Linked DNA regions of Homo sapiens: region 2 is linked to region 1. Evidence: chromatin loops called from intact Hi-C (ENCODE). Cell type or tissue: endothelial cell of umbilical vein. All regions are shown on one strand.

Region 1 (2,500 bases):
GCTCTCCAGCCTCTGGTTCTTGGTCTCCAGGCTCCTCACTCTGTCCAGGTAGGAGATCAGGTGGTCATTCAGGCTTTGCCTGGTCTCCTTCTTGTTCTGGATGCCTTCCATTCCTGCCAGACTCTCAGCCATCCCCACAGCCAGAGCTCTGGACACCATGCCGCCCCCGAAGCTGGTGGAGTGGGACATGGAGATCAGGGAACCAGAGGCCCCAGCACCTTCATAGACGCTGGCCTTGCTGCTGACCAGCCGGGCACCATAGCTTGGCATCTGGACAGAGCCCAGGGACCAGTAGTTGGTGGAGAAGGTGGAGCGAGTGGTGAAGCTCATGCTGTCCGAGGAGGAGAGCGAGAGGACAGGACTCAGGCTTTGCTGACCATCTTGATTTTACGTTTATATGGAAAAGCAAAAGACCGAGAATAGCCAACTCAACATTGAAAGAGAAGAAAGTCAGAATACTTACACTAACCAACTTCAGGGCTTACTGAAAGCTACAGTAATCAAGATGGTGAGGTATTGATGAAAGAATAAACAAATAGTTCAAAGTAATAGAACAGAGAGCTAAGGTATAGACCCACATTAATATAGTCAATTACTCTTTGATATAGGATCAAAGGGGATGCAATGGAGAAATGTTGTCTTTTCCATAAATGGTGCTGAAACAACTGGACATTTCTGTGTAAAAAAAATGAATCTAGATCAAATCTTACATCCTTCACAAAAATTAATCCAATAGAGCATAGACCTAAATATAAAATGCAGAACTATTAACCTCCCAGCAAATAACAGGAGAAAATCAATGACTTGGATATGGCAATATAACGCCAGAGGCAAAACCCATAAAAAATAATAAGCTTGATTAATTAAAATTAAAAGTTTCTGCTTGGTAAAACACACAGTTAAGAAAATCGGGGGGCAGTTCCAAGATGGCCGAATAGGAACAGCTCCAGTCTACATCTCCCAGCATGAGTGATGCAGAAGATGGGTGATTTCTGCATTTTCAACTGAGGTACTGGGTTCATCTCACTGGGGTTCGTCGGACAGTGGGGGCAGGAGAGTGGGTGCAGCCCACTGAATGTGAGCTGAAGCAGGATGAGGCATCACCTCACCCCGGAAGCACAAGGGGTCAGGGAATTCCTTTTCCTAACAAAGGGAAGGGGTGACAGATGGCACCTGGAAAATAGGGTCACTCCCACCCTAATACTGTGCTTTTCCAATGGTCTTAGCAAATGGCACACCAGGAAATTATATCCCATGCCTGGCTCAGAGGGTCCCATGCCCACAGAGCCTCGCTTATTGCTAGTACAGCAGTCTGAGATTGAACTGCAAGGTGGCAGCGAGGCTGGGGGAGGGGCACCTGCCATTGCTGAGGCTTGAGTAGGTAAACAAAGCTCGAACTGGGTGGAGCCTACCACTGCTCAAGGAGGCCTGCCTGCCTCTGTAGACTCACCACTAGGGGCAGGGCAGAGCCAAACAAAAGGCAACAGAAACCTCTGCAGACTTAAACGTCCCTGTCTGACAGCTTTGAAGAGAGTAGTGGTTCTCCCAGCACAGAGTTTGAGATCTGAGAATGAACAGACTGCCGCAAGTGGGTCCCTGACCTCCGAGTAGCCTAACTGGGAGGGACCCCCCAGTAGGGGCAGACTGATACCTCACATGGCTGGGTACCCCTCTGAGACGAAGCTTCCAGAGGAACAATCAGGCAGGAACATTTGCTGCTCAGCAATATTCGCTGTTGTGCAACCTCCGCTGCTGATACCCAGGCAAACAAGGTCTGGAGTGGACCTCCAGCAAACTCCAACAGACCTGCAGCTGAGGATTCTGACTGTTAGAAGGAAAACTAACAAACAGAAAGGACATCCACACCAAAACCCCATCTGTATGTCACCATCATCAAAGACCAAAGGTAGATAAAACCACAAAGATGGGGAAAAAACAGAGCAGAAAAGCTGAAAATTCTAAAAATCAGAGCATCTCTCCCCTTCAAAAGGAATACAGCTCCTCGCCAGCAATGGGACAAAGCTGGATGGAGAATGACTTTGACGACTTGAGAGAAGAAGGCTTCAGACGATCAAACTCCTCTGAGCTAAAGGAGGAAGTTTGAACCCAATGCAAAGAAGCTAAAAACCTTGAAAAAAGATTAGGCGAATGGCTAACTAGAATAACTAGTGTAGAGAAGTCCTTAAATGACCTGATGGAGCTGAAAACCATGGCATGAGACTACATGAAGAATGCACAAGCTTCAGTAGCCAATTCCATCAACTGGAAGAAAGGGTATCAGAGATGGAAGAACAAATGAATGAAATGAAGTGAGAAGAGAAGTTTAGAGAAAAAGGGTAAAAAGAAATGAACAAAGCCTCCAAGAAATATGGGACTATGTGAAAAGACCAAATCTATGTCTGATTGGTGTACCTGAAAGTGATGGGGAGAATGGAACCAAGTTGGAAAACACTCTGCAGGATATTATCCAGGAGAACTTCTCCAACCTAGCAAGGCAGGC
Region 2 (2,500 bases), 130 kb after region 1:
GGCTGGGCTACATCAGGCTCCTCTGGTGTGAGTTTACATTTCAAGGTATGACACTTGATCTCAAAATAGTACAAAACACATGAGAGCAAGCTGTGTGCATAAATTGGTTCCAGTGCACACAATAAATTAAATACAGATAAAAACATATTTATTGTAAATAGAACTGGCATCCCAAGTTATAAAAATGTAGTAATTTGATTCCTGACATGATGTTTTAGCACTCTTCACCATAAGACCCACCAGACCCATCTTTGTCAGTCTTTGTCACTCCATCAATTCCTTTCTCAACAGAGGATGAACAGGGAAAGATAAGAAAAAAGAGAGAAAGACTGAGTGACCATGGGACTGAGAGGCAGTCAAACATGTGGATGATGGGTGGATGGATGGATGAGTGCATAAATAGGGAGAGAGAGAAAAAGGGGCACTGGGAGACAGGGAGGCATACATTTATTTATATAGACAGAGAATGAAAATAGCAGTTTTGCCTCCATAGAAAAAGCATTCCTGAGAATGAAGTCAACACAGGAAAACAACACAAAGGTGAGAGAGGGACAGATACATAAAGACATTACATGAACTACTGGATCCACTATAATATAGTAGAAACAAGAGTAAGCTCAAGATCAGTTTCAGAGTTTGCTTGGGGAGCAGGAGAGTCCATGAGTGGCCAATGTTCCTACCTGGGTATATGTTCCTAAAAACTTTTCTGTCCAGGCCAATACATTTCATTTCCCATTGTCTTAGTTCCTCATGTGTCAAGTGTGTGGGGAGATGAATGTAATATTTGAAATGTCATATGATTCTTTTGAATCAAGTTTTGCTCACTATTCTTTCATTACTCTTTCAAAATTTAGGTTTCAGATCCTATTTAATTTTATTCTATATTGGCACAATCCATAATAAATTTTCTTATATTCTCACCTCTCACTGCTCAGTAGTTTACTTGTATTTAGTTAAGATTTTCATATACAAAAAAGTAATGATTTTGTGATGATGAATACTGTTGAGGTTTTCTTCATTTTATTTCTTATCTTAAAAAAATAATCCTTCTAATCTGATGGCATATAAGAAGTTTGGTAGTCATCATTTCTGTCCTTACAAAAGGAAAAAGCTGAATAAACTGAAAATCAACTCTCTTCTAAGATTCAACAGAATATTAATGTCACAGGGCGAATGCTGTCCCCAAAACTGTAGAGGCAAGCAAATAAAGAGAATCATAGCTTACTGGGAGAAGAGAGTGCTGCTGCAGCCAGTGACTCACAGGAAAACTTAAAGGGTAATAGACTAATTGCTGACGTCTGAGAGTTTTCTCCTGGAGACCCAGCCTTATGGGGACCCACACTTTCATGAATCTGATCCCCAGGAATTTCACCATGTTCTCAGAGTGAAGATCAGAGAATATTTTCTTCCTAATTCCATTGGGAGAAGGGAAAAGTAACCATTTGGAAATATGCCCGGAGTATTCTGTTCTCCATAACAAAGACCTGCCCTCAAAACAACACAAAACAAAACAAAAACTGTTTTATCAGAGCCTTACTCAACATGGATTAAGGGCAATATCCAACTCTAGCCCCTTCTAACCTCACTGTTCTATCTAAGGGGGTGAGGGGAGCTGAGAAGCATTTGTGCACATAACAACTCAGAGGCACAGATCCACTAAAAGACTGAGATCTAATCATAGGATTACAGAAAGCTTCCTCTCTCCACACAATTTACCACCACTTCAATAGGGCTCCAGTGAATAACAGAAGATAACAGCTGAAAAAACTGTTAATGTCGGACCATATTTTTTAAAAAAAGAAGTCTCTGGGGAAACAGAAAGACAACAAGGGATACCCAAAAAGTGACATCAGGGAATATTTAGCCTCTGACACCTACAACTGAAGCAAATAAAAGACATCCTAACTTCTAGTCAGATGAATTTTAAAACCCCACACTCAAAGCCTATTTATTTGTTTCTTTTAGTTAATATGTCATCTTTGCTTTCAACACAAAAATTTACAAAGCATACTAAAAGACAAAACTCAAAACAAAATTAAAAAGCCCAGTCCAAAGAGAAAGAACAAGCATCAGAACCAGACCCAGATACAGCAGAGATTTTGGAATTATTAGACCAGGAATTTAAAATAACTATGATAATATGCTAAGGGCTCTTGTAAAAAAAATTAGGCAATGTACAAGAACAAATAGATAATGTAGGCAGAGAGATGGAAACGCTAAAAAAAATTAAAGTTAAATGCAATGAATAAAAAACACTGTAACACAAATGAAGAATGCCTTTGATGAACCCATCAGTAGACTGGGTGTGGCTGACAAAAGAATCTGTAAGCCTGAACACATGGTACTAGAAAGCTTCCCAAACTAAAAAGGAAGGGAAAAAAGAATGAAAGGAAAACGAATAAAACATTCAAGAACCGTGGAACAATTTCAAAAGATGTAACATGCATGTAATGGGAATATCAGAGGAAGGAAAAAGAAAGAAATAATGAAGAGAAGAAAT

Evidence for each region. Hi-C counts contacts between places; a loop is a spot of excess contacts. Peaks named below come from ENCODE experiments on the same cell type or tissue, not always from the same donor. Only the 100,000 strongest peaks of a DNase experiment are listed, where the experiment ranks them.
Region 2: a loop joins it to region 1, with 4 times the contacts of the local background. A loop is called at or near these places in 8 of 110 quality-filtered maps.

Annotation. Positions count from the first base shown.
Region 1 is chr20:22,733,760-22,736,259 of GRCh38, forward strand. It overlaps the pseudogene KRT18P3. Among named protein-coding and RNA genes, the nearest start is that of LINC01747, 50 kb to the left of the region's middle. RefSeq lists a silencer at 1,360-1,459. In endothelial cell of umbilical vein, a CTCF peak has its summit at 1,462; no DNase peak of the experiment used is centred here.
Region 2 is chr20:22,865,611-22,868,110 of GRCh38, forward strand. No RefSeq gene overlaps it. Among named protein-coding and RNA genes, the nearest start is that of SSTR4, 170 kb to the right of the region's middle. In endothelial cell of umbilical vein, no CTCF peak of the experiment used is centred here; a DNase peak (open chromatin) is centred at 1,351; H3K27ac peaks cover 444 bases.